Regions from separate parts of the Homo sapiens genome. Here region 2 is linked to region 1. Evidence: read pairs that join two places in POLR2A ChIA-PET (ENCODE). Cell type or tissue: CD4-positive, alpha-beta T cell. All regions are shown on one strand. Links, peaks and the distances in the headings refer to the core of each region. The heading gives the core; the rest is flanking DNA. Region 1 overlaps SAG (S-antigen visual arrestin). Region 2 overlaps DGKD (diacylglycerol kinase delta).

Evidence for each region. ChIA-PET counts read pairs that join two places held together with the same protein. Peaks named below come from ENCODE experiments on the same cell type or tissue, not always from the same donor. Only the 100,000 strongest peaks of a DNase experiment are listed, where the experiment ranks them.
Region 2: POLR2A ChIA-PET joins it to region 1 with 15 read pairs; 8 of 35 experiments call an interaction of 5 or more read pairs at or near these places.

The regions. Positions count from the first base shown.
Region 1 is chr2:233,323,451-233,337,106 of GRCh38, forward strand. SAG (S-antigen visual arrestin) reads left to right here. Exons shown (of 16, transcript NM_000541.5): 7 at 3,671-3,747; 8 at 5,028-5,163; 9 at 6,043-6,127; 10 at 8,190-8,262; 11 at 11,512-11,649. Among named protein-coding and RNA genes, the nearest start is that of SAG, 22 kb to the left of the region's middle. RefSeq lists enhancers at 2,891-3,868, 5,166-5,997, 6,028-6,809. In CD4-positive, alpha-beta T cell, for the core only: no CTCF peak of the experiment used is centred there; a DNase peak (open chromatin) is centred at 8,301; H3K4me3 peaks cover 430 bases; H3K27ac peaks cover 3,061 bases.
Region 2 is chr2:233,416,448-233,432,090 of GRCh38, forward strand. All of the region lies in intron 3 of DGKD (diacylglycerol kinase delta), which reads left to right. Among named protein-coding and RNA genes, the nearest start is that of DGKD, 70 kb to the left of the region's middle. RefSeq lists enhancers at 2,451-2,650, 5,741-5,890, 9,788-10,987, 10,256-10,550 and a silencer at 2,841-2,950. In CD4-positive, alpha-beta T cell, for the core only: no CTCF peak of the experiment used is centred there; DNase peaks (open chromatin) are centred at 2,414, 3,354, 5,764 and 7,024; H3K4me3 peaks cover 4,729 bases; H3K27ac peaks cover 6,440 bases.

The DNA.
Region 1 (13,656 bases), core at 3,859-11,858:
CCTGACAGGTTCAAGCGATTCTTCTGCCTCAGCCTCCCGAGTAGCTGGGATTACAGGCGTGGGTCACCATGCCTGGCTAATTTTGTAATTTTAATAGAGATGGGTTTTCTCCACATTGGTCAGGCTGGTCTCGAACTCCCGACCTCAGGTGATCTGCCTGCTTTGGCCTCCCAAAGTCCTGGGATTACAGGCGTGAGCCACCGCGCTCGGCCCATTAGACTTTTAAAGATAGCTTTTTTTCATGGAAAATTTCAAACGTACCCAAAAGTAGAGAGACCAGTATAAAGATCCTCTATGAACCCATCACTCATCTTCAGCAGTTATTAACCATGAACATCCTTGTGAACAAAATCACAGAGTCCCAACCCCCATGAGTCTCACACATTAACCGAGAGCACCAGGTAAACCCAAATAACAAGGAACTACACGGCATGCCAGGTGGCCACAGATGCTGTGGAGAACAAGAGGCTTGTGAGAGACAAGGGGAGTATCTGGTGGGATGTGTGTTGAGGATGTTTAAAGCCAGTCTCTAATGAGGCAAAGGAGAAAGCCACACTCTCCCAGGGGAGAGCCTTCCAGGTAGAGGGCGCACCTCGCCTGGTGTGTTCCGGGGGCAGTGAGGAGGTTGCCTGCTGAGTGAGAGGAGCAAGGGATGAAAGGGGGAGGCCAAGTGCAGTGGCTCAGGCCTGTCATCCCAGCACTTTGGGAGGCTGAGGTGGGCGGATCAACCCAGGAGTTCAAGACTAGCCCGGGCAACGTGGCGAGACCCCATCTCTACAAAAAATACAAATATTAGCCAGGATTGGTGGCACATGCCTGTAGTACCAGCTACTTGGGAGGCTGAGGTAGGAGGATCACTTAAGCCCTGGAAGCAGAGGCTGCAGTGAGCTGTGATCATGCCACTGCACTGCGCTCTAGCCTGAGCGATAGAGTGAGACCCTGTCTCAAAAACAAACAACAAACAAAAAAAGTGGGAAGCTGAGGTTAGAGTGGAAGGGGAGGTGTGGCCAGATCATGAAGGGCCTTGTCGATGTTGTAGAGACTTGAGTTTTTGCCTGAATGAGATGGGAGCCATTGGCAGGCTGTGAATGACAGGCGCTGACTTTCCAAATGGTCACTATGGCCACAGAGTTGAGAACAGAGTTGAGATGGCCAAGCATGTGCTGTGGGGACTGAGGGTGTGTGAGAGAGGAGTGAGTCAGGTGGACGGGGCTCCAGCATGGAAGGAGGCGGTGGGGACAGGAGGAGAAGGAGGTGCCAGGACCCGTGGGTTCAGGCCCTCTAAGCCACTGGGTCTGGGATTCATGAGGAAGGGAGCTACACAGAGAGGCAGTTTCTGTAACTGGATTATGGGATGGGCAGTGATAGGTGATGACAAGGGCAGTGTTTTTGTCGCAGGGCATCTGCGACATCTGACCCGTTAGTGGTTCGTGAAATCAATGTAGTGGATCCAAAATGGAAGGGAACAGAATGGAATGGAATAGAATAGAACAGACAGGGTGCGGTGGCTCATGCCTGTAATCCCAGCACTTTGGGAGGCCGAGGCGGGCAGATCACCTGTGGTCACGAGTTTGAGACCAGCCTGGCCAACATGGCAAAACCCCGTCTCTACTAAAAATAGAAAAATTAGCCAGGCATGGTGGCGCGTGCCTGTAATCCCAGCCAATTGCTTGAACCTGGGAGGCGGAGATTGCAGTGAGCCGAGATTGTGCCACTGCATTCCAGCCTGGGCATTAGAGCAAGGCTCCATCTCAAAAAAAAAAAAAAAAAATTAGCTGGGCATGGTAGTGTGCTACTTGGGAGGCTGAGGTAGGAGAATCACTCAAACTTGGGAGGCGGAGGTTGCAGTGAACTGAAATTGTGCCACTACACTCCAGCCTGAGCAACAGAGCAAGACTCCATCTAAAAAAAAAAAAAAATAGAACAGAACAAAATGGAATGGATTGGAAAATCTCAGAGTATGTCACACATGGTGAAGCTGAATATGGTGTCAGGAGAGTTGTTGCACGTTTGTGTCTGTTTACTGGGCTGTGTTACAAATCCAACTTTCAGAACATCTCGAAGCTAGTGGTCCAGGACAATGGGGTGGGGTGTGCGCAGCCAAGATGGGGGAAGATGAGGTGATTACAGAAGAAGGGGGCACAGAACAATGGGGAATGGAATTGGTTGTGTTAGATCTTATAGTGCTCTATAAGAGAGACCCCAAATTCAGATTTTTAGGTGACCTTTCTTGATTTTTACAACACTGTATAGGCCCAACAAAGCACCACCTATTTTCTGTTCTAGGAGAGGAGCAGGTCTTAGCACAGCTGCAGGGCTTCAGGAAAGTGGGTGCGCCCTGAGCCCAGGGAGCTTGAGAGAAGTGCCTGAATGCCTGGGGGCCTGGGGGCTTGACAGCTGAGAAGCCCAGGTGGGCGAGCAGAACAGGCGTTGGTGTGGCTCAACAACGGCCGGCTGATGGCAGGGAAGGATGCATATTTATTTTCCACTTAGAGTTTAGGACTGCTATGATTCCCTGGTTGCAGAACCAATAAATCCGTGCCTCATATGTCACCATGGACAGAGCTGGCTTCCTGTAATTTTTGCCAGCTCTACTTTCCCCTCCAGGCAGTGGTGGAGGGCAGGCCGGTGCCCTCCTCTGGCTCCCCAACGCATGTGAACGTGCAGAGATGAGGGAGGTTACAAAGGGCTTGCACTGGGGGCCAGGGGCTTCACACACTGGGAATCGGGGGAAGGTCACTGGCAGATCCGTTCATTCAGCCCACACAATGCTTAAAAGTCTTTTTATTTAATTTAAAAACTAGGAGATTTCACTCCAAATTCCACGTGAAGTTTCTTTTTTAAAAATCAAGCTGGCTGGGCGCGATGGCTCACACCTATAATCCCAGCACTTTGGGAGGCCAAGGCAGGCGGATCATGAGGTCAAGAGTTTAAGACCAGCCTGGCCAACCTAGTGAAACCCCAACTCTACTAAAAATACAAAAATCAGCCGGGCATGGTGGTGCACACCTGTAATCCCAGCTACTCAGGAGGCTGAGGCAAGAGAATTGCTTGAACTCGGGAGGCGGAGGTTGTGGTGAGCCGAGATCATGCCACTTGCACTCCAGCCTGGGCAACAGAGCAAGACTCCATCTCCAAAAAAAAAAAAAAAAAATCGTGCTGCCCGCACTGGGTGCCTTGCTGCCTGGCCACATGAGGCTGCCGCTGAACAGCAGGTGACCATGGGGGTCAGGGTTTCCATACCCTATCAGGGCATTCCTGGACCCCAGCGCTGGCCCTGTGAGTGCCTGTACCTCTGGCCCCTGCTGTAGGCAGTGGAAGTCAGTAAGATGCATGGGATCACAGTTGGGGACACCTAAGTGTGCAAGGTGGCAGGAGGCAAGGATAGCCAGGATGTGAATGACTCTCCACGGCAGCAGGAGGGCTCATGGGGCAGGTGGATCCCCTCCCTCTGGGGGCTTTGGGCCCATGGCACACTCCTTGCGCTACTGTAATTGTTTCACTGTCAGTATGCTTCCAAATCCCTAAATGGTGCAACCCCGAATAGGACATGGCCAAGACAAAAAGAGATAGTGCCACATCATGTGCCCTGTGTGAGGTGTGGCCCTCTGGCCCGGCACCCAGGGAGGGAGTCGCTGATCGCTGCCTGTCTGCTCTCTCTCCCCAACAGTCCTGTGGGGTTGACTTTGAGGTCAAAGCATTCGCCACAGACAGCACCGATGCCGAAGAGGACAAAATCCCCAAGAAGTAAGAGTATGGTTGCGGAATAGGTGAGGGGTCTGCGGTGGGGGTGGAGAGAAGAGACGACCTCCACCTTGTCTCTGTGGGACAGACCTCTTCCCATAGGGCTGGCACGGCTGGGGTACCATCTGCATGTGGGATGGAGGTCAAAGGTTGATCATTTTTGGGGAAAAAAAAGAAAACAAGAAAATGACAGGGAAGTTAGCAACCTCCAGGGCTCACGTAAGCCCCGAAAAGCTCCCGGGTTTCCCCTTTGTTGAAGTTTTGTTGTTGTTGTTTGTTTGTTTGTTTGTTTGTTTTTTGTGGTAAAATGTACACAACATGAAGTTTGCCATTTTAACCACTTTTTTTTCTTTTTTTCTTTTATTTTTTGAAATGGAGCCTCGCTCTGTCCCCCAGGCTGGAGTGCAATGTGACCTCGGCTCACTGCAACCTCCGCCTCCCAGGTTCAAGCGATTCTCCTGCCTCAATCTCCCGAGTAGCTGGGATTACAGGCGTGCGCCACCACGCCTGGCTAATTTTTTTTTTTTTGTATTTTTAGTAGAGATGGGTTTCACCATGTTGGCCAGGCTGGTCTTGAACTCCTGACCTCAAGTGATCCGCCCGCCTTGGCCTCCCAAAGTGCTGGGATTACAGGCGTGAGCCACTGTGCCCGGCCCATTTTAACCACTTTTAAATGTACCATTCAGTGGCTTAAGTACATTCCGAATGTTGTGTAGCCTTCACCGCTGTCTATACCCAAAACTTTCCCATTGCCTGAGCAGGAACTCTACAACCATTGAGCCTACCGCTCCATCCTTCCCATTCTCCCACCCCCTGTGCTGTTTTTTTTTTACCTAAACAAGATTTCCGCCTGGCCCTTCGCACTGTCTCCTTGTGCCCCATGTACACATCTCTGGAGGCGCAGGATAGTGAGCTGCAGTAATGGAGCTCGCATGTATATGGCAGCTATTCCATGAGGCCCTTGACGCCCTCACACCTTAGCCTTGCTGACAGGAGGCAGAGCTGGGAATCCACGGAGCCTAAGGGGCTAAGCTTGGCCCTCGGGATGTTGCCTGGCCCCACAGCTTCCCCCACAGGGAAGGGACCAGGACCCAGACCCCCAGGCTCTTCCACCGTCAGGGCTGCCTCAGGCTCTGACCAGTGTCGTTGCCCTCTTCCCGTCCACCCTGTCTCCATGGGGAGCATTCCTGGAGAATCTCCATGTGACAGTGGGGAGAGAACAGAAGCCTCCCTAAAGCGGCCTGGGTGCCAATCCCTGGCTTGTCTGTGGCTGTTTCCCACAGGAGCTCCGTGCGATTACTGATCCGCAAAGTACAGCATGCCCCACTTGAGATGGGTCCCCAGCCCCGAGCTGAGGCGGCCTGGCAGTTCTTCATGTCTGACAAGCCCCTGCACCTTGCGGTCTCTCTCAACAAAGAGGTAACCACCTACCATCGCTACTACCCGCAGGGCAGCAGGCCTAGGGGCAGGCCCCACACCCCTCTCTTCACCAGCCCCAGCCCTTAACTACATGGGTGCCTTGCAAGGAAGCTTGTTTCTAGGATAAAGCACCAACATGCGTAAGTGACTGGCCTGTTTTCACAGCCTGGAGCTGGTCAGCATGGTCCTTAGAGGAGGACGGAACTGGCTTGCGTTCCACCCACTGGCTGTCCCGAGGGACTGGGGAAGGAAGGGGCGCTGCTTTTCACATACCTGCCCCCCAGCTGTCCTTGTCCTGTCCACCTCCATGGGCCTTGTTCACTCATGGAGCATCAATAGCTGTGGTATCCCAAATTCTTCACTTCCTGGGAAATTTAAGTTTTGCAGAAACCATGTGGGATGGCAGTGTCACCTGTGATGTCATCTCTTAGGGGTGTCATGGTGGGAAAAGGTGAGAGCTGCTGGCCAAGGCTGGCTCTGGTTCCTCTGGTCAGCAGTCAGCCATTTGTGCACTGTGTGTATACACGTGTGTGGGTGTGCCAGGGGCTGTGTTACACGGGCTCTGCTGGGTGGGATGCCAGCACTTGGCTTTCCCAGTGGTTTCCTTTCACTTCACTCATCCTGCCCCCATAACCTCCTGACCCCTGGCCTCCTCCGATGTGATGATCGGAACTCTGTTCCCCTCCCCAGCTTCCCACAGATGGGTGGAATGTGTTTCAGGCCCTTCCTTAGAAGAAATGTATTGCTATCACTTCATCTTCCTTAAATTCTGCCGCTTTTATTCCAGTGAAAGGGATTGAGATGAATCTAGAAAGCAGTAAGATTAAAGACACCGCCACATCTGTTCTCTTCTTCTGACCTATCTGCTGACTTTTCTAGATCTATTTCCATGGGGAGCCCATCCCTGTGACCGTGACTGTCACCAATAACACAGAGAAGACCGTGAAGAAGATTAAAGCATTCGGTAGGACCTTCTTCTCAGAAGTAGAGGGCATAGTCTTCTAGAATTTCTGATCCTGTTTCCTGAGAGGTCACTTCTCTGGTCTGATAAGGCCCTTCTGGGTCCTTGGAACTGGCTACTTGTCTCTGCTGTCATAGGCAGCAGGACTGCGGAGGGAGAAAGGCCTTACAAGTTATCTCATTCAACTTCCTGCCCACTTACGGCTGGTTTTTGTCTTGGAACAAAATTCCTGGCAAGTGATCTCTTTCCATGGTTATGCCTTCCTGGAGGGCCCCACAGTGCTCATTGTGGTTGACAGATGCAGCACATTGTTGTGGGTGAGGCCTAATTTGTGGACTCATGCTGTGGGCTCTGTGATCCCAGCTGGCATCCACAGCAGGGGCTCCTTGTCTACCTTCCCAGGCTTTGTGTGGCTTGAAGGAGGTCCCACATGGAAGCGCTTTGTAAATGGTGAAGTGTGACTGTCTCGGCTCAAATGGCCATCATGTCATGGCTGACCTTCCCATATCCTACAGGGGAGGTGCCTTCTGCCTGTTGTTCCCACACATTAACTAAGCTCAAAAAGCATCAAAGCACAGGGGGTCTTATATAATGGTCTTATTTGGCTCTTTCATGAGGAAGACATGATGGAATGACCTGTGAGGGTAACCTCTAAGTTCACTTTTTAACTCAAACATTCAATGACCAAGACAAAGTTAGACTTATGCATCTTGGGGTGACTGTCCCAGGGCCCAGGACTGAGGATGTGGAACTTCCAGTCCTAAAATGGGCTCTCCCGGGCAAGCCAGGGTGAGCAGTGGCCCTAGGTGTCATATACCACTTTTCCCTGTGAGTCATCACAGATGAGGGTCAGAAATCCTGATGCGTGCAGACTAAGGAATTCTAGACTTTTCCCTCCCTCCCTTCCTTCCTTCCTTCCTTCCTTCCTTCCTTCCTTCCTTCCTTCCTTCCTTCCTTCCTTCCTTCCTCCCTTTCTTTCACAGTCTCCCTCTGTCACCCAGGCTGGAGTGCAGTGGTGTGATCTCGGCTCACTGCAACCTCCAGCTCCTGGGTTCAAGCCATTCTCCTGCCTCAGCCTCCCAAGTAGCTGGGATTACAGGCGTGCACCAATTTTGCCTGGCTAATTTTGTATTTTCAGTAGAGATGGGGATTTCGCCATGTTGGCCAGGCTGGTTTCAAACCCCTGACCTCAGGTGATCCATCCGCCTCAGCCTCCCAAAGTGCTGGGATTACCGGTGTGAGCCACTGCACCCGGATAGCTGTTAACTTTTTAAAAACAAAATATTAATTGCTTTCTATAGGCTGGGCACTGTACTGCATGCCTTGCACAAATTGTTTCTTTATCCTCAAACTTTGGCTGAGTGCAGTGGTTCACGCCTGTAATCCCAGTACTTTGGGAGGCCAAGGTGGGAGGATCCCTTGAGCCCAGGAGTTCAAGACCAGCCTGGGCAATATAGGGAGACCCTGCCTTTATTTTTTAAAAAAATCCTCAAGCTTAATTTTAAAGGTGATTAAAAGTCATCTTTTTAATCATCACAACGTCCCTATGAGTTAGATGCAATTATTACCCCCATTTTACTGATGGGGAAACTGAGGCTTAGAATAGATAAATAATTCACCCCACAGTTAGTGGCTAAGCCAAGATTGGCACCCAAACAGCCTGGCTCCAGGCCCACCTTCCTATCCACCACGTTCCACCCACCAACCAGTCCTGTACTGCCTCTAGCTAGTCTCTTGGAGGACAGGAAGGACAATGTTCATGAAGTAAGATGGAGGATGTTAGAAAGGGCTGAGCAGGGGAAAGGAGGGGTCTCCCAGGAGCTGCAGCCTTAGGGGACATGGGTGGGAGTTGATACAGAGCAGGTTATGGGTGACCAGAAATGGCCTGGAGACAGGACTTCAAAACCCCAGCCTTGAAGCTGAGGGCTGAGAAAGCCTAGCCTTGGAAGTGGAGGGAAACCATCATCAGAGAGGAGAGACCAGCGTGTACCCTGGGAGGCCGCAGGGAAAGTGCACGTGTTGGGGGACCAGTGCTGACCACCGGACTCCCGTCTTCCCCTTGCAGTGGAACAGGTGGCCAATGTGGTTCTCTACTCGAGTGATTATTACGTCAAGCCCGTGGCTATGGAGGAAGCGCAGTGAGTAGCTGTTGGGGTTTCCGTTTCCTGGGCGTCTCAGCCTTCTGTGTCAAGTTTCTCGCCGTTTATTGCTGAAGAAGGAACTAGAATGTTCAGCTAGCTCGCCAGCCTTCCACTTCCTTCCTCTTTCTCCCTTCGAGGGCTGCACAGAAAGTTAGCATCTTAGCTCTGCATCTACCACACCCCTCTGTGCCCATCTTACAGGAGTTCTGAGGATTAATGCAAGCCAAAGAATGACGCAGAGGAGAGAAATAAAGACAGAAATGTCACCATGGGATCAGCTGGCTTTTTCTATTTATCCTTGGAATGAATTGTTAGGAATTTGGTACTATTTCCACCTCCCAGAAGATGGTCAAATGAACTGTCAGCCCAGGCTAGGATTCCCTATCTTTTGATCTCAAATTGAAATCTTATACCAGTGACAACTGGATTAGAATATATCTGTTCTTAGCCTGTTGTTGTGAATGACTTTTCCCCTTTGTTAGAATCAAAAACAAATGAGAATCCTGCCATGGTTCCTTTATGCTGGCCTGAGAGACCTGCCCAGCTTTGCTGTGTGCCACAAAGTCAAATAGATTCATTTAATACATGGCTTGGAGTGGGGGGCGATGATCTCCCACCTCCAGCCCCCCGAGAGGATAGCTCGACCAGGTCTTAACTCTTTGCCTTGCTGGCATGTTCTAAGCACCGTTGTATGTAAAAAATATTATCAGGGTTAGAGGAAGGTTAGGGTAGGGGAATGATGAAAGACAACTGATTCCTTAAGATAATATAAGGTAATAGATAGATTTTTTTGAGATGGAGTCTCACTCTGTTGCCCAGGCTGGAGTGCAGTGGTGAGATCTCAGCTCACTGCAACCTCCACCACCCAGGTTCGAGCCATTCTCCTGACTCAGTCTCCCAAGTAGCTGGAATTACAGGAGCCCGCCACCAAGCCCAGCTAATTTTGTATTTTTTTTTTTTTTTGAGACGGAGTTTTGCTCTTGTTGCCCAAGCAGGAGTGCAATGGCGCGATCTTGACTCACTGCAACCTTTGCCTCCTGGGTTCAAGTGATTCTCCTGCCTCAGCCTCCTGAGTAGCTGGGATTACAGGCACACGCCACCACCCCTGGCTAATTTTTTGTATTTTTATTAGAAATGGGGTTTCACCATGTTAGCCAGGCTGGTCTCGAACTCCTGACCTCAGGTGATCTGCCCACCTCGGCCTCCCAAAGTGCTGGGATTACAGGAGTGAGCCACCGTGCCTGGCTGATTTTGTATTTTTAGTAGAGACAGGGTTTCACCTGTTGGCCAGGCTGGTCTCAAACTCCTGACCTCAGGTGATCTGCTTGCCTCAGCCTCCCAAAGTGCTGAAATTACAGGCGTGAGCCACCGCACCTGGCCTATATGGGAATATTTAAAAGGCAACTTTAGGAGAAACTATTACTGTTATTCAAAACAGATTCAAACTGTAGGTCTACAAGGGAGGGAGACAGGAAAGAACCACCACTCACTGCCTCCTTTCTGCCAAGATTGGGCTCTGTTCTGCCTTTAGGGGATCCTCGCACATCCCTGTGCCCTGGAGGGGTCTTGGCCCTGGTTCACCTTTCCTCATGTGCTCAGCAACATGGGAGCAAAGGATCCTGGCTGAGTTTTCCCCTAATATGTATTCCATCACCTGGTCCTCTTTCAAAGTGTTGGGTGCATTTTGGGTCAAAGATTCCCAGGAAACTGGAAAGCATTCCAAAGTCCCCCAAAGGCTGGAGGAGCCTGGGAGCTGGACTGGACCATGCTGACAAGTCTGAAGCTAGAGGCCACTCAGAAAGCTGCAGAGCAGGAGCCATCGTCCCAGAGCCCTGTGGCTTCTGGGGCTTTAGTGGGCAGGCTTCCACGGAACCAGGACAGACCTGACTCCCAAGCTGCTCCCCACCATCCAAACCCACATCCTGAAGCTCTGGGGAGTGGCCCCAGAGCCTTGGCATAGTCCTTTGGCAAGCTCTGCACAAACACAAAAAGTCCATCCTCTGAGCCCAACCCCAAGGGCCCTCTTCCTATTCCAGCCATCTTTACAATGCTGTTTCTGCTTTTTTCAATGCTCAAATTACGCTCATTAAGAGAGGTTCCACCAGGACCCAGATGGTAGGATGTGGGCCACCTTGGGCTCTGGCAGATTTCTGTAAAGAGCTTCCTGTAGACACTGGAGGCAGGATAGGGGACAGCTGCTTTTACCTATCCAGGGAAACTTGATTAGGGAAAGGAAGTCCTTTCCCAGAGAGGCAGTTCAGACTTCCAGCTGTCTCAGGACAGCCTTAGAATGGTCCTGATGCTGGCCACACCCCACCTTGTTCTGGCTAGGCACAGGATGGAGGGTGTGCTTCCGGCACGAATGGGCTCTGCTGTCAGAGAGTGTGCAGCCACGTGACTGTGGGCACACTTCCCGTCTGGAAAATGGGGATCTTGGAGCACCTGCTTGGTATGGGGTTGATGAGGGTAAGGTGAGAGTTTTGAGGACAGGCCTTAGCACTTGGCCTGGCACACAGCATGCACGTGAGTGGAGGAGCCAACTCTCCAGCCGCAGAGGCTGCTTCATGATCCTGGCCATGCTGCCGTGTGTCTGCCTGGAGAAACACACATTGCTGTGTCCCCAGCTGGATCCCAGACCCGCCTGTTGGCACAGGGTCTCCGCCATCTGTCAGATGTTGAGAAATCTATACCCCGACTGATGATGAAGAAGATCCAGTAGAGAAAGAGCATGTGCTGCTTTGGACCCAAGCTATTCGGTCTGTGTGATCCACAAATTGTGGGTCCCTGCGTTGCCCCTCTAGACAACTTACCACACAGTCACACTGTGACCCCCTTATAGTGACAGTTTTTGGTGACAAGAGGCTTTCTGGCCTGGACTCGTTGCTGACACCAACCAGAAGGTTCTGCAGGCCACCGTGTGGTTCACAAAGTCTCAGGAGGAGGCTGTGGTCTCTGACTCTTGAGCCAGTTTGTCTCATTAACTCCATAGAACATTCTAGAAATTCAGCAATTCAGAATAGGCTGAGTTGCTTGAAGAAATATCCTCCTGTTGCTGCCAGCCCACCCTGAGATTTCACAAGCACTGTTCTGCTTCTCGTAAGTCAAGTTCCCAGGCTCTTGAACCCACCTTCCCAGGAGGTCCATCAGGGGATGTGGATCCTGGAAAATGCCTAATGTCAAATAGGGGCTCATGGGGTCCATGGCAGCTTTGATGGTTATAAATCTCCTCTGTTCTTCTTCCTCTAGAGAAAAAGTGCCACCAAACAGCACTTTGACCAAGACGCTGACGCTGCTGCCCTTGCTGGCTAACAATCGAGAAAGGAGAGGCATTGCCCTGGATGGGAAAATCAAGCACGAGGACACAAACCTTGCCTCCAGCACCATGTGAGTCCTCGAGGCTCAGGGAATAAGCCCTGGCAGGGCGGGCTGGTGCTGGTCTGCTTCCCTTCACATCACCCTGCTGGGCTCGCAGGCACGCACGTGCAGCATGGTGGTCTGGCGTGTGTAGTGTGGAGTGCATATCTACGGGCCCACACAAGGATCCCACTCTCACCCCTGGTGTGATGTGGGGGTTACACCCATGGGCCTTGGAGACAGCTGTGCGCTAACCCCAGCTCTGCTGCTGACCCTGGGAAAACACCTTGAGTTCTCTGAGAACCTCAGTTTTCCTGTTTGTAAAGTGGGGGCGGTAATAGTTCAAGTCTCATAGAGTGATTATAAGGATTCAGTGAGACAATCCATGTGAAGCGTGGGGCCTGACACACAGAGAGTGCTCCAGGAATGTCAGCTACTGTTTTTAGAAGTATCACTAGCTAGTGTGGTGCCCTAAGCATGTAAACTGAGTAATGCTCTTGGCTGTGTTCATTCATTCATTCATTCATTCGTCCATTTCCATCAGGAATTGTAAAGAACAGGAGGTCCTAATGACTTTAGATGTCCATTAAATTTAAATGAAACTAAGTACTGATCTGCTGACCCTGACTCAAAGGACGACTGGCTGAATTTGGGCAGCAGATCTAGCGAAGACTATACAGTGAAGTTCCCAAGTCAGCGTCCACTGTCCTTCCAAGCCACGCTTTTGCGCTTCCCTTCCCGGGAGCATGTCTGTGGGCTCAAGGCCCACTCACTGCCACCTCCCCATGTGATATGCTGGGGGTTCCCTCTGTGGCCCCAGTAGACCACCTCCGAGGTGATGCCAATGGCTGGGAGACTGGATTGTTTGACCCCATGACTCCGATGCTCAGTAGCTCACACTCTCTGAGACCAAGAGTGGGGAACAGTGAACAATTGGCAGAAAGCAGGTGGAAGTCAAAGGATTTTCTGAGGATAATTGGCCAAGTTACTGTGTTAGATTCTAAAGCACATTCGTGAAGCTCCGGGAGAGAGAATATCAGGGAAACTGAGAGCCTAGATCAATGTATTCAAGGGCGTAGGGATCGTAAGATGAACAATGATGGCTCACCACACTGTGGGAATGTTTCATGGTGTGTGGACTAGTTTCTAAACATGTACGACTCGGCCGGCCATGATGGCTCACACCTGTAATCCCAGTACTTTAGGAGGCTGAGGCGGGTGGATCACCTAAGGTCAGGAGTTGGAGGCCATCCTGGCCAACATGGTGAAACCCTGTCTCTACTGAAAATACAAAAATTAGCCAGGTGTGGTGGTGGGTGCCTGTAATCTCAGCTACTCGAGAGGCTGAGACAGGAGAATCGCTTGAACCCGGGAGGCGGAGGTTGTGGTGAGTCGAGATCGTGCCATTGCACTCCAGCCTGGTGACAGAGCAAGACTCCATCTCAGAAAAAAAAAAAAACCAACCAACAAAACAAAAAAATCATTTATGACTCTCCACACCTCCATGAGGAAGGTATATTTATATGCATTTTATGGGTAAGGAAATTGAGGTTGAGCCAGAATGAAAGACTTATCCAAGGTCACTGAATCAGTTAATAGCAGAGCAAAGTCCACTCCACAGCAAATCTCCCAGCCCAGGAAGATGCCAGGGGTTCTGACTTGCAGGGTGTTCTCAGGCACGTGGCAGAGCATGTTCAGTTCAGCAGCTGCTTGGCCCCATTCAGCGCAAGGTAGAGTTAATCTCAGCTGGGAGGAGTAGCTCACACCTGTAATCCCAGCACTTTAGAAGGCCAGAGTGGGCGAATCGCTTGAGCCCAGGAGTTTGAGACCAGCCTGGGCAACATGGCGAAAACCCATATCCACAAAAAATTAAAACATTAGCTGGGCATGGTGGCACGTGCCTGTAGTCCCAGCTATTTGAGAGGCTGAGATGACAGGATAGCTTGAGCCCAGGAGGTCGAGGCTACAGTGACCTATGATCATGCCATTGCATTCCAGCCTAGGTGATAAAATGAGACCCTGTCTCAAAAAAAAAAA
Region 2 (15,643 bases), core at 1-8,000, 89 kb after region 1:
GTTGACCTTCAGTGACCAAAAAAGTGGATGGTAGTGTCAAGGGCTTCGGGTAGCTTATGAAACTCTTTTTCCTTCTCATCTTGTTACTTTCCTCTTGATACTTACTTGTTAACTACAGTGTTACTATAGACGCCTTTGGGTATATGCAGATTTACCATTAGTTAATCCCAGAGAAAAATGGATAAATTATGACAGCGTGGTGGCTGTCAGACTTAAGAATGCCAAAGCATTCCCGTTTCTCTCCCTCCACCCCATCCCTTCCAGACTTACTACCAGGGACCTTTGGTTTGCCTTTCCTTGTCACCAGGACTCCGAGGTCTTTCAGCTCCTTGTTTCTTCTGTTCAGTAGCTGAAGGATGCAGGTACTCTGCCCTCCTGCTGTGGTTTGTTTCTCTAGCGAGAAGTCCAGCAGCCCAGCTACTGAAAGCCAAGGTCACTAACGCAGGATGCAGTCAGCCCAGGAGGAGCACAGCCCTGGACATGAAGCTTCTGGTCTTACTTCTCCCACCTTCCTGCTACGGTGTGCATTGCAGCCGCAAGCTCTGCCTTGGAATTGCTTACTGTGTCTTAGTTCCTGTGTGCATTTTTTTATTTTTTATTTTTTTGAGACAGTCTTGCTCTGTCATCCAGGCTGGAGTGCAGTTGTGCGATCACAGCTCATTGCAACCTCTGCCTCCTGGGTTCAACTGATTCTCCCTCCTCAGCCTCCTGAGTAGCTGGGACTAGAGGCACCCGCCACCACGCCTGGCTAATTTTTGTATTTTTAGTAGAGATGGGATTTCACCATGTTGGCCAGACTGGTCTTGAACTCCTGATCTCAGGTGATTTGCCCACCTCAGCCTCCCAGAGGGCTGGGATTACAGTCATGAGCCCCTGCGCCTAGCCCCCCTTGTGCATTTTTTAAAAGGTGCAGTTCTGTATTTACTGTAGTGTTTATGTGGTAAAATTTGTTCATTTAAAAACATTTAATATTGCTGTTGTTCCCTTGATGCTTGGTTACAAATTTGCATAAGTTCTCAGTGGCCTGCCCCAGCTTACCTATTCCCATGGGACTTCTTTTTACTTTTATTGTGCCCTTTTGTAGAGTATGAGGGTTTTTAGGAACTCAAAAATTGCATTATGGCAAAAATACCTGGAAGGTTTTCCTGATGCTAAGATTCTTTTTAATTCCCCTTTTAATACAAATAACATGTATCATTATAGATAATTAAGTGCAGATAACCCAAACAAACAAAAACCACTCAAAAGTCTTATCACTGAGATTCTAGATTAAACACTATTATATAGACCTGCGATTCTCAAACATGGGTAGGGATAAGGCAGTGGGGGAGGTGAGATTGGCCTGAAGAGGACATTTGGGGACTCCACACTGGTTTGTCACAGTTGTGGGTATGGAGAGCAGGGGTACGTGCTGCTGACACCTAGTTGGTAAAGTCCAGGGAAGCTGCTCAGTGTCCCCAGAGGCACAACAGTGTTGTGCGACAGCCTCACAACAAAGAATTATTTGGCTCAAAATGTCAATAGTGCTGAGGTTGAGAAACCCTGATATGGACAGATAGTTATGGGGCCTTTTTCTGTGAATATTATTAAATACACTTTAGTTTTACAAAAATTTGGATTATTTATACAGACTAGTTTATGACCTGCTTTTAAAACTTATTACTTCATGAACATCTTTCTGTGTCCATGACTATGGGCCTGTGACATACCATTGTGTGAGCATGTTGGAGCTTACTTCACCAGCCCCCTGTCTGGAGACTGAGGTGCTGCCAGCGTTTTGCTATTGAAACCACATTTGTTTGTATTTTGCCTTCTGCATGCTGGTTGACTATGGCCAGCCCATGTTGGGGCACCAGCTCTACATCTGGGGTGCCTTTCATGGGTAATAATATTCCCTTCCTGCCAGAGGCCCCCCCGCCAACCATGGCAGTCCCCAATCTCTAGTTTTCTCACAGTTGAACATAACTCAAGCTTAATGAAGTACTGTTGAAATAGTGAATAGGTAAGTAACACAATATTTCTGTCACGTTTCATTTTTAAGTAGAACTTTCACTTTTTGCTTCATTTTACTTTATGGGTTTCTAAAAAAATAAATAAATTAAAACAACCTATCTTCTGGTAGGTTACATGTGACTTTAACTTCTTGCCAAGTTGGCTTTGCTCCATACCTGGGCTTCCTGAGTTCCTGGGGAGGCAGGAGTGGGTCAGATGGAGGATGCCTTGCTCTGACTGTGCTGTGGGTGGCACCTGTCAGTTGTCATGCTGGGGACCCCCTCCTTCCCCCCAAAGCTGCTCTGAGGCTGCAGGTGAGATGCAGCCCAGGAGAGGAAGTGCATGACAGCTGTTTGGGCCCACGTTCCCTTTTAGGTTGCAGACAGGGCAGCGTGCAGAGCTGGTGGGCTGGGCGGGGTCTGACACAGTGCTGTGCGGAGCTCACCCGGACCTGGGCACTCAGGCTCTTTCTATATGGGGAACTCCAAGAGCTTGTTTGTGTGGTGGTGTCTATTTTTGTGTTTTGTGTGGTGCTCTGTGAGGAAGTCTGTTGTCTACGCACATCCCAGCTGCTTTGAATGGTCTGTCTCTGGGGGCTTCCAGGTAGGGAATTGTGTACGGGGAATCCAGGATTCGGGCAGCATCGGAACAGCAGGATGTGAGTAACAGGAAGTGACAGAAATGACCCAGGGCGCCAGATGCTTATTCTCGGCCACCTTTCCAAGCGCTGCAGCCCAGGAGCTATATTTAGCAGAGTGTTTCCGAGTGCCTCATCCTGCCCCCAGCACCGTCCCTTTGCCCCTCTTTTGGTTGGTGGCTGATTGCACGGTACTGATTTGCTGCTCCAGCGTTCCTGCTCTACTTCGTAATCTGTAGGCTCTTGCCCATTGACTTTAACACCCAGTTTTTGTTTGTGCTGGGTCACTTCAATTTTGATACACGTGGAGCAGCTGGAAACTGTTCTGAGCAGGAAGGGCAGCAGGTAAGAGCCCCAGGGGACAGTGTGCCATCATACTGGGAGGCTGTTGGGTGGTGAGTTCAAGGTCAGGGTTTGGAATTAAGCGGAAGGAATTGAGCTTCCTTGTAAGATGCTCCAGAGGGTTGCTTCTTGGCTTGTATGTCTTAGAAATGGAAGGCTGGAATTTTTAAGGTATAGGCTTTGTGGTGTGACTTTACTCATGTGCTAGAAACATTCTGTGGTTCTCACCTGGCCAGACAGAAAGCTGCAGGTGGAAGAGGCTTGTGTGTGGTGAATTCCTACAGTCTGAGCTTTGTCACGGGAAAATTTCCCTCCAGTCCCCCAAAGCAAGCACTACAGAGCCCAGATTTGTTCTGCTTTGGGTGTGGGTGGATTTTCACCTTGTCTGTCGACGGTGCAGGACCTGTCCCTGTGTGCTTTGAGGTTTCTAGGGTGTGATGTTGGTTTGTGGTTTGTGGAGGGGTGTGTGTTGGGAGGGAAGGTGTTTTTGCTGTTCTCCTCTAAAAGCTCCCTTCTGAGTGGTCCCGCCAGGACCTCCCTTTCCTCCCTTCATGAAGCATCCACCTTGTTTTCAGACACTCGAGCTATTTGGGATTCAGGAATTGACTCTGGGATGAGAAATTTGAGAGACAAATTAGGAACAGTTGTGTCTGCCATGAGACGCGTGGCAGTCGGCAGGGGCCTGGTGGGGTGTATAAAAGCCCTGGGAACCCTGCATAAAGGGGTTGGGATGGTAAAGGAGTGAATTCCAGGCTCAGGCGCTCAGGAGATTCCCCTCCCCCAGTTCCCTCAGCAGAGTCTGGCTACTGGCATGGTTTCAGGCTGACCTGTTAACCTTCCGTATGGCTAAACTACAAATATAGGGCATGGCTATATTGTGTGTGTCTCTAGTTCTGGCTTGGGCATGTTAGCATATTTTTGTGCCAAAACATTTAAAACATTCAAAAAGTAACACATGAACCCAGCTATGACTGCTTCCAGCCTGAGAAATAAACATAATAGATATAACAGAGGCACTTGGAATTCTCTTTCCTATCCTCGTTTCTTCCTGCTCCCCCTTCCCTGGGGGCATCCTAACTTTGGTGTTTGTCATTTGTTTTCATGTTTATATACTTTTTTGATAAGTGTGTGTAGGCATAAACAGTATATAGCATTGTTGAACTGGTTCTGAAATGTCGAATAAATGTTATCAGACTGGACAGCCACAGCATTACGCTTCCTGGATTTATCCCTGTGGCTACATCTAGCTTTAGTTAAATGGTTCAAGGTTTAATACAACTGATTCCTGATTCCTGGAGTTAAATCAGAATTTCTGGGGAACGAGGCATGAACCGCAGAGCTCCTGACAGGCGCGGCCTGAGTTGAGGCCCACGATGCTGGTTTTCGTGGCCTCTGTAGTGTTCCAGTACCTAAGACGTCCTGTTGTGGACGTACACTTTCCCAGATTCCCTGTGATCAGTAGTGCTGCTGTGAATATGCTTATCTTCGTCTTCTTGGCACATGGGCAAGAGTTTCTCTAGAATGTGTTTCTAAGGATAGAATTGCCAGGTGTGTGCATCTTCAGCTTGACTGGTGATCGTCAAATTACCTCCAGAACTATCAGCAGCAGTGGTCACGTATGAGTGATCTCATTTCTATAGTGTCTTTAAGTTTTTCTTTTTTAACATACCAAACTGAGGGCAAGATGAAGACCTCATGAGTGAGATAAGACATTGGACATTGCTGAGACTTTAATCGACACCGTGCCCTCAGCATGTCCACACGGACCTGCTGGCCCTGCCGCCACCCCAGCTGTAAAGCTTGCTTCCACCCACAGTGTCCCCTTCCTGGGATGGGAGCAGCACCCAGCCAGCTGCTCGGAGGTCACTGTGGACTCCTCTCTGTCTCACCCTGTCCCGTCTGCTGTCCTCAGAGCACATCCAGAGCCTGCCCACTCTCCTCACCATCATCTCGTGATGGGGTTACTGAGGAGCCTCCCAAAAGGTTTCCTGCCTTCTTTCCTGCATCTTACTGTCAGCTTTCAATAAAGCAACCAGAATGATGCTTTCAAAACTTGAGCTTGCATGGCTTCTTATTTTACGTGGAGTAAAAGCCAAAGTTCTTACACCTGCATGGCCCTCTGTGGTCCTGATGCTTGCAGGTTGGCCCCTGGCCCCCTTCCTGATGCCAGCCCCAGCCACGCACCACGCGCCTGCTTCTGCTCAGCCCTTCCCACCTCCTTCCTTGCTTCCTTCCAGTCTCTGGCTCCTTCCTCGCCTCCTCCCCGTTTTTGCTGTGGAGTCCCCTGGCCCCCAGACCTCTCTTTTCTGGTCTCCCGTTTTTCCATAGGGCTTGTCACCAGCTACTACTCTCCATGCTGTGTAATTCACTTCTTTAATAAGTCTTTAATTTACTGCCTGCATTCAAATGTAACTTCCGCAGGAGCAGGAATCTTTTCTGTTTGCTCAAGTGAAAGACTGCCTGAATTTATTTCTGAGGAAGAAAGAAAGAATTTGGAGCCCAATGATGAAGATAGCACAGGAGAGAGGAGGTGAAGTTGAGGGAGCAGTTTCTGACTTGGGAGGTTGGGGGGATGGGACAATTACTGGTCTCTGGGAGGCAGTGGCAGAAGGACCTTGAGGCCCCCTAAGTGTGTAGTAGGACCCCCGAGGGGCATGGCCAGTGGGCTGTGGGGCTGCAGAGGCAGCTTCTTTTGGGGCCTTGTCTTGGCACCATCTCGGCCACTCCCAGAGCATACATTGGTATTGCCGTAGTGGGTGCTGGGCTGGCCCGCCCCACCCAGGAAGTGCACTACTGTTTGAGGGCAGGAGCCTGCGATTCTGACATCCTCTCTTCATGGCTGAGCTCCTCAGGTTACATAGCTCCACTGATTCCTCAAGCACTGTTGTGTTTAGAAATGAAACCTTCCATTTCCAGGGCCCTGCCTTGTGCAGGCTCAAGTACCCAGGCCACGTGTCAGAGCCCATAGCAAAATGAGCAGCTCAACCGGAGGGCGTGGTCCATGACACTCCTGCGTGTGCTTGGACTCAGGCGCAGGGACAGGCGGGGCAGCTGGCATTTCTACCCACCCCTCCTGACATAGAGGACCTGGTCCTTTTCTTTGAGAATGTGTACCAAAGGTGTGTCGGCTGTGTCCACATAATATTTTCTTGGCGTCAGATGTTTCATGGGTTGCACTAACTACAAATACAGGACTTTAGATAAGATTACACTTTTAACTTGCGCTGCCCACATACGCCCTTGTCCTTAAGAAACACAGCATTGTTCTGGAGTTACTCCTTGGTTTTCCCAGTTTAAACTTAAATATTGTTGATGGTGGTTACTTATTTTTAATTAAAGCTTTTATTTTGAGATTCTTTGTACCCTTTACCCAGTTGCATGCAGTGGTAACCTCTTGCACAACTCCAGTACAATGTCACACCCAGGATACTAACCTCGTTACAGTGGAGATGGGTAGCCTCCAAGCCGCAGAGATTTTCCTTGTGCCCTTTTACAGCCTCACACATGTCCCTCTGTAACCCCTGGCAAACACTCATCTGGTCTCCATTTCTATAATTTGGTCTTTTCAAGATGTGATATAAATGGAATCTTATAGTATGTAACCTTTGGGGTTGGATTTTTCACTCAGCGTAATTCCCTGGAGCCTCATTGAGGTTGATGAGTCTTATCAGTGGTTGTTCCTTTTTATTACTGAGTAGTATTCCACGGGTGTACCACAGTTTGTTAATCATTTACCCCCTGAAGGGCATCCGAATAGTTTCCAGCTTTTGGTGATCATGAATAAAGCTGCTGTAAACATTCCTGGGTAGGTTTCGGTGCAAACATGAATCTCCATTTCTCTGGGATAAATGCTGAAGAGTGTAATTGCTGGGTCATATGCTAGTCACATGCTTGGTTTTTTAAGAAACTGCCAAACCGTTTTGCAGAGTGGCCGTAATGTTTTACATCCCACCCAACAGTAAGATCCACTTTCTCCATATTCTCTCCAGCAGGTGGTGTTGGCACTAGTTTCTGTTGTAGCCATCGTGATAGGTGCGTAGGGCTCTCTGGTTGTGGTTTCAGTGTGTTTCTCTGATGGCTAAGGATGTTGAGTATCTTCTGTGTGCTTATTTGCCGCTTGCATATCCTCTTGTGCTGTCGGGGGTGAGGACTCATTTCCAGGTGGTATAGGAGACATCCCGGCTCTCAGCTTGGCCTCCTCTGGATACTCTGTTAGGTGAGTGCTGGAGTGCCTAGCTGCGGCCTGGGAGTGGGGTGGGCATGGTTTTTTCTTGTGGCGCTGGCTGGAGTAAGGTGGGTGTTACTGCCGTTGTCAGTTTCTGTCTTGTCTGACTGCCCCCTTCCTGGATCCTTGGCCTGGAAGAGCAGGCTTTTGTTGGGGCTTTCCACCCACCCCCCCAGTATCCATCACTGTTTTCGGCTGCTGCTTCTTTAGCTCCAAGTCTAGGGTATACCAGGTAAAAAGAAAACCCAGAGGGCCACCACAGTGTCATCCCTTTGGACAAGACCCTTGTCAGGCTGCCATCTTCTCTCTACCTTTCAGGGTCTTTTTGTGTTGATTTTCTGATGCCCATGGTTTTCAGTTCTCAGTGAGAGGAGTGGGGAAAAGTACCTCCCTGTCATCTGAATTTGGACCCGTGAAAAGTGAAGAGGGGGTCCATTCAGAATGTTGTGCCTCTACCCATCCCTGCTCGCTCGTCATGACCGTTGGACCGTTGTGGTCCCCGGGCCTCACATTAATTACTCTTAGGCCCTTTTGGTTTGGCCTGTGGTTTCAGCGTGACACAGTTTGCTGGACTTTGATCTTTTTTGTCATTTAAAGTGTCATTTATGAATGAGATCCACGTCCAGATCCCTGCATGTCCAAATTCATGGTTAGAAATGGTTGGACAGGACATAGCCATTTGGGTGCTGTGATTCAGCCTGATGTCAATCAGTGAACTGCCTTTGTCATTATCCTCCAGATCTTATTTCTCCACCTTCTATTTTGAACTCTTGGGAAACCTGGTCAGAGTGGGAGGGACAACTAGTCAGATGACTTAATGAGATGTTGGTATCGTCCTTGTGCTGATCCTCCAAGCCAGTCACCCTGCCAAAACGGAAATGAAATGTGCCAGACACCGCTTGTACTGAGTGAGCTTGGGAGAGCTCGTGGTGAGTGCCAGTTGCTTCCCTGCCTCCGGCCCACTGGCCCTGGTGTGAGGCACCACCCAGATGAGGAGAGGCTGCGGGATGGAGGTCCAGGGCTCCGCCTGGAGCCCCCCTGCCTGGTGTCCTGGCCACATCAGCTCATTTGCTGTGGGACTGTGAGCAGGCCCCTCAGCCGGGTTCGTCAGGTTGTGGAGAAGCTGAATGGAGCAGATAACCTGGAAAACACGCGGTGGATTGCCGAGACCTTCTTTGTGCCTCGCCCATATTAGCCAAACTGTCCCTTGTTCTATCAGCTGCCATGTGTGTGTAAGCCAGAGTCCACCCTCTTTTCCATTTGAGAAATCACGTCTGCATGTCTCCAGTATGTCTCCTTTTTCACCATGATTTCTCAGAGATCACTCCCTGCGGTTTAATAACCCCCTGGGCTAATTCTTCCCAGGACATGGGAGGACATTTTGTCTGGCTTGGCAACTCATTTAGAGTAGCAAGGTATTTTCTCATTTCTCTTGGAAAATCATGTACTTGAATCAAGAATAGAAGCCAAAATTGTTCTTTCAAATAGAATTTTAAAGCTTTTTTTTTTAATCCTTAACATATAAACGTAAGACTTTATTTTTATTTATTTATTTATTTTTAAGATGGAGTCACACCCTGTCGCCCAGGCTGGAGTGCAGTGGCGTAATCTTGGCTCACTGCAAATTCCACCTGCCGGGTTCACGCCATTCTCCTGCCTCAGCCTCCTGAGTAGCTGGGACCACAGGCGCCCGCCACCACGCCTGGCTAATTTTTTTGTATTTTTAATAGAGACAGGGTTTCACTGTGTTAGCCAGGATGGTCTCGATCTCCTGACCTCGTGATTTGCCCGCCTCAGCCTCCCAAAGTGCTGGGATTACAGGTGTGAGCCACTGTGCCCGGCCGACTTTATTCTTTTTTAATAGCTCATTTTTGGATTGGCAACACATGCAAGTGGTACAGAAATCTTAAGGCTAAAAAGATATAAAGTGTTTCCCAGCCACTCAGAGGTCCTCTCAGTTAGAGGTGACTAATATTAGTGTTTTCTCTGTACCCATACTCTTCCTGCAATTGGCTTTTATCTATTAACAGTGTGTCTTAGAGGTTGTTCCATATAAGAACATGTAGAGTAGCTTCAGGGGTTTTAGTGGCTGCATAGTTTTCTGTTATATGAATGTACTGTCATTACTGTAGCCAGTCTCTACCAGCCTTATATTGATCACTATTTGTTTGGTTTCAAATATTTTGTCTTTATAGTGAATGCCGCCACAAATAACCTTGTATATACAGTATGTGATTTCTCATGAAGATACAGGAGAGGATAAATTTATAGAAGCATGGTTGTTGAGACACAGGTGTATATTTTCAAGTCTGACAGATTTTACCAAATGGTTTCCATAGAGGTTGTATTAATTTTTGCCCCAGTGTATGAGAATCAGTAGACCATATTATAAAACATTTGATCTCTGTGAATCTGGTAGGTTAAAAAATGGGATCTCCTAATTTTAACTTGCATTTGCCTTATAAGACAGCGTTTTTTCATAAACGTTGAAAATCCATTTCTAACACTGTTTTAACATAGTGCTGCCAGACTCTCATATTCATGCTTCATATTTCATATTCATATTCATGTTTCCACCTTTCTCTCCCTGTCTCTTGTACAGTTATTTTCTAACCAGATTTTATGCAGGAGTCTGGGCAGCTCTGCACACTTTTCTTTTGAGTTATGTGGTTATGTGTTTTTGAGAAATCCCAAGTTCTGTATCCTTTTTGACTGAGGTGCAGCATTCACATGGAGGAGTGTACTCATTACAGACGCACAGCTTGATGCATGTTCCCGACCACGGAGAACACTGCAGCCCCCGGAATCCCTCCTGTGTGCCCCTCCTGTCAAAGCAGCTGCTAGGAGAAGCTAGCATCTAATACCATAGATTAGTTATGTCTGTTTTTTTAACTTTATGTAATGCATAAGGAAATTACACAGAGTATATGTCGTCTTGTGTCAGGCTTATTTCTTTCGCTGTTGTAAGATTCATTACATTATTGCTTGTCTCCCAATGTATGAGTATACTACAGTGTATTCACTGTAGGCCTGTTTAGAGTAGTGATGCTATGAACATTCTCGTATGCTTTGATGAGGAAGGTATGCGTTTGCATTTCTGTGGGATGCGTGGGTGGAATTGCTGAGTCACAGGGTATATACAAGTTCAGCTGTTTTCTGAAGTAGTTGCACCAAATTGCACTGTCACCAGCACTTGATACTGTCTGTTACAGCTCAGCCATTGTGAGAGATGCATCACCCTGTAGCTTTAATTTGTACTTCCCTGATGACTAATCAAATTGAGCACCGGGTCATGTGCTTTATTGGCCATTTGTGAAATAGCTATTCAAGTCTTTCGTCCATTTTACTATTAGTTTGTCTGCTCTTACTGATTTTTAAGTTCTGTTACCCTCAAGAGAATTCCAGCAGGTGTGTAAAAATTCACATCTGTCTATGGCTGTTCTAGCCTGCCTCAGGATTCTGTGAGAAATGCATCCACCATTTTATCCACTCCTCCTCTGTGACATCACGTTTCTTTCTCCAGTCATCAAGCATCAAGATCTGAGGATATTTTCTCTCTCCAGTGTGTAGGTTTCCATGCAGTCACCTCTGATGCAGTTCTGCTCCTTCTCTTGGTGGGACGTCCTGCAGCCTGGCCTTTTGAATCCCTGGGATGTCATTCATTTGTCCTGTTGAGTTCAGTTTATTGCCCTGCTTTTTTTTTTTTTTTTTTTTTGAGACAGGGTCTCACTCTGTCACCCAGGCTGGAGTGCAGTGGTGCAATCTTGGCTCACTGCAACCTCCGCCTCCCAGGTTCAAGTGATCCTCCCAACTCAGCCTCCCAAGTAGCTGGGATTACAGGTACATGCCACCACGTCCAGCTATTTTTTGTATTTTTAGTTAGAGATGGAGTTTTACCATGTTGGCCAGGCTGGTCTCGAACTCCTAACCTCAAGTGATCTACCTGCCTCGGCCTCCCAAAGTGCTGAGATTATAGGCGTAAGCCACTGCGCCCAGCCTTATTGCCCTGCTTCTGATTTGCAATTATCTTTTAAGTTGATTCAGGGGTGTGAACTGTTTCTTATTTAATACATTTGCTTGAAAAATATGAGCCATCTTTTAGTCTCCAAAGACTTTTCTTTGTGAAGGCTGGATTTTGGAGATAGTTTCAGCTTTTTTACACCATTCCTTGGTTGCCAGTAGTTATGATACTGGCTGCAGTCCAGACATAGGGATGCTCTTAGTATTCCTTAGAGCATCTCCCTGCACCCTGCCACCTGCCCTGGTGGGCAGGGTGAGCAGCCAGGAAGGCATAGCCTGAGGGCCTGTATCTAGCCCCTGCTTTCTCGCCTGGGTCCTTCCTACCCATGCTGTCTCCCAAATCAAGGGATTGAATAGGAAGTGCTGCTCAGAACATCCCCCAGAATCAGCCTCCCGAAGAGACTCACCCTCCCCTACCAGAGGTTGGGCTGTGGCTGGTGTTAGGGGAACAGGAGTAGGAGGGGAGCCAGAGGAGGAGGAGGTGGGCCCTTGCCTAAGGGGTGCCTGCTGGTTGGTGTGGGGGCTGGAGCTCGCCAGGAGGGGTGTGCTGAGAAGATGGAGGCATGGCATGGAAGTGTGAGTCATGGCAAATCTCCTGTGTGCAGCTGGGGACCGACATAGAGAAGGCAGGCCCAGTTGTGTCCCCTCTGTGGGCAGCTAAGAAGGATGGATTCTGACTTATTTGGTGGGACTCTCCTGTGACATTTCTTGTGGTTTGGGAGAGTGGACCACTGATACCAGAGCAGTCTTAAGAAAGATGCTCACATGGGAAAGGGGTCTCAGCAGTGTCAAATGATGACATCAAAGCTGAGGGCTTCGACCCCAAGGTAGCACCGATAGTGACAGTGCCCAGAACATTATCAGGTTGCACCAACTGGCACCTCACAACAACAAGGCTAGGATGCGACACTGCTCTTAATAGCTCCGGTTTTCAGATGGGGCAGTGGAGGCACAGGGCGGAGAAGCACCTGCTCTAAGTTACACAGCTAGCAAGGGCTTCAGACTCAGGGAATGTGCCAGGCCCTGTGCACATTTGGTCCTGTTCAGTCCCACCACAGCCCTGCAGGTTGCTTCTAGCATCACTTTTCTTGACGAGAAGCAAAGAGGGTCTGCCCCCATTTCGCAAATTTATCAGTGGCCAGGTAGGATTCAGATCTGGGTCTCTCTCAGGCTTCTTCACAACAGAACAGGCACAAATAAGAGGTTTTTTTTTGTTGTTGTTGTTGTTGTTCTGTTTTTTCCTTAGAAGCCAAAACCCAGGTTCTCTGACATTTATCTGTTGCTCAGTGTTTATTGTCTGCAAACAACAGCACAGGTGAAGGCAATGATGCCATTGGTCACTTGTATCTTAACTCACTGTCTTTAAACCTAATGCTTTTGTCTATAATTTGCTGTCTAGTAGTGCCCAATACCCACAAAGCAATTCTAGTACACCCTCTCCTTCAGTGTGTGGGTCAGGTGGGCCCAAAGATCCATCTTCTCAAACGCTGAGGCTGAGTTCTGGAGCAAAGTTGGCACTTCAGCTCGTAAAGGCTGCCGTGGGAGTAGTAGACTCAGGACCTAAAACATCTCCTTGTTGTCTTCTATAAATATCCTGTTGCATGACTCCTAATATAATCCCCGAGTTATGCACAGTAAGGTATATTATCTTTCTCTTACTATATTTACTATGCTGACAAAAGTGTTCAAATATTAAAACTCACCCAGGGTGAACAGTTCGGGACGTGTGCTCAGACTTGATAGGTAGACAGGGACGGTGCCGATGACATGCACCCACTCGGCCTTGGCAGCTCCCAGTCTCCCATGACCGTCCCTCAGTGGCTGTCCAGAGACTCCCTGAGTCCCACTCTCAGGGCCCACTTTGTCGTCTTCATGGCTGAGTCAGTGTGGGAAATAGTTATCTGCCTGCCTCTCCACGCTGTGAGTTCTGTGAGGGGAGGAACTTTGCTCACCATGTTGTTAGAATCCCCAGTCTAGAGGAGACACCTAGCCAGCATCTGCTGAGCCGGGGGGTGTCCTCTGGAGGGAGAGGGGCTGTTTGTGGTGCTCTCAAGCTTGAACAGCAGCAGGGCAGAAGGCAGACGGCCCCTCCGGGCCTGCCTTTGCCGTCTCTCCTTCGCCCTCACTCTCTCCCAGCTCTGCTGCTTCCCACGCCCAGCCCGGCCCCAGGTGTTCTTCTCCCACCAACCCAGGATATGTGGAAGAAGAAGCGAACCATGCAGTGGCGACCCAGTTCCATTTATCCCCTCTGCGGTGAAACTTAGTCACTGGAGAATCTCCCTGTAAAGCACTTTCTATGGTTTCTGAGCCAGAAACATGGTCATTTAATAATTTAAATTGGGTATTCCTAAATTGGGTCTTCTTAATGTAAATTAAAGCTATGAGATGTGCCGAAATCTAAAAGTTAAATAACATATTTTGTTTTTGAATCCATGGGGAAGCAAGCATTTTCCTAACACTGTTGGTGAGAATGCAAAATGGTACAACCCCTGTGGGAATAATTTGGCAATAGCTAGCAAAATTACATGTGCATTTACTCTTTGTCAGGGCAATTCTACTTCTAGGAATTTACCCCAGAGATACACTGGTAAAAACAGGAAAAGATGCTTGTAAAGATAATTCACGGCAACACTATGAGAAATCGCAGAAGAATTTTAAACAGCACAAAATTCCCATCCATAGGGCGCTGGCTGAGTCCTATACAGTGGAGTACTGTGCCACTGTTGAAAGAATGAGGAAGCCCTGGATATTGCTAAGGAGTGATGGCCGGGATATGTAATTAAATGGAAAGGCAAAGGTGGAGAAAAGTGTCCATGCTACTGTTGACAAAAGGGACAATGTGATATACATGTTTGCATGTATCTTAAAAATGGAAGGAGAAACCTTACTTTCTCTCTCTCTTTTTTGGTAAAGCAGCCTATGGGAACCAAGATAGGGGAGAGATATAAAAGCTAGATTTCTAAATCTACCTTGTTTGTAGATTTGACTTTGGAACTCCATCGCTATATTATAATCATTATAAAACAAAATTAAGTAAAAGGTTATGACCCTTGAAAATTTTGATATACACTATCAATTTTTTCTCTAAAAAGTTTATACCCTGTTTACCTCCTGTCAGTACTTGAGGAGAACTCTTTTTCCCCCACATGTTTGTCAGTACTGGATAGTCATCTTTTAAAACTTTGCCAATCCCATGGGCAAAAAATAGATTGCTATTTTCATTTGCATTCTCTGATGACTAGAGTGATTAAGCAGCTTTTTACTTGCTTATTATCCATTTTGTATTTCTTCTGTGAGGAAGTCCAAGCTAGAGCAATCAAACAACAACAAAAAAAGAAATAAAGGGTATCCAAATTGGAAAGGAAGAAGTCAGATTATCCTTGTTTGCAGATGATGTGATCTTATATTTGGAAAAGCCTAAAGACCCCACCAAAAAAACTATTAAAACTGATAAATTCAGTAGAGTTGCAGGATCCAAAATCAACATGCAAAACTCAGTAGCATTTCTGTATGTACCAACAGTGCACAATCTGCAAAAGAAATCAAGAAAGTAATCCCATTTACAGTAGTTGCAAATAAAATAAAATACCTAAGAATTAACTGAAGAAGTGAGAGATTTCTACAATGAATACTACAAAACATTGATGCAAGAAATGGAAGAGAACACACAAAAAATGGAAAGATACTCCACGTTCATGGACTGGAAGAATCAACATTGTGAAAATGTTCGTATTACCCAAAGCAGTCTACAGATTCAATGCAATTCCTATTAAAATACCAATGACATTCTTCACAGAAATGGAAAAAATAATTCTAAAATTTATATGGATCCAGAATAGCCAAAAGACCCAGAATAGCCAAAATTCTCCTGATGAAAAATTGGAGGAATCACATTTTCTGACTTCACATTATACTACAGAGCTATACTAACCCAAACGGCGTGGTACTGGCATAAAAACAGACACAGAACAATGGAACAGAATAGAGAGCCCAGAAATAAATTCATACATCCACAGTGAACACATTTTTGACAAACGTACCAAGAACATATACTGAGGAAAGGACAGTCTCTTCAATAAATGGTGCTGGGAAAACTGGTTATCCATATGCAGAAGAATGAAACTAGACTCCCATTTATTGCCATATGCAAATATCAAATCAAAATGGATTAAAGACTTTAAGACCTCAAACTATGAAACTGTGAAAACACTGGGGAAACTTTCTAGGACGTTGGACTGGGCAAAGGTTTCTTGAGTAATTCCCACAAGCACAGGCAACCAAAGCAAAAAGTGGACAAATGGTTAAAGCTCCTGCATTAGCAATGCAGGAAAAAAGCAGTGAAAAAAAGCTCCTGTTTTTAACAAGTTAAAAAGTTCCTGCACAGCAAAGGAAACAGTCAACAAAGTGAGGAGACAGCCTACAGAATG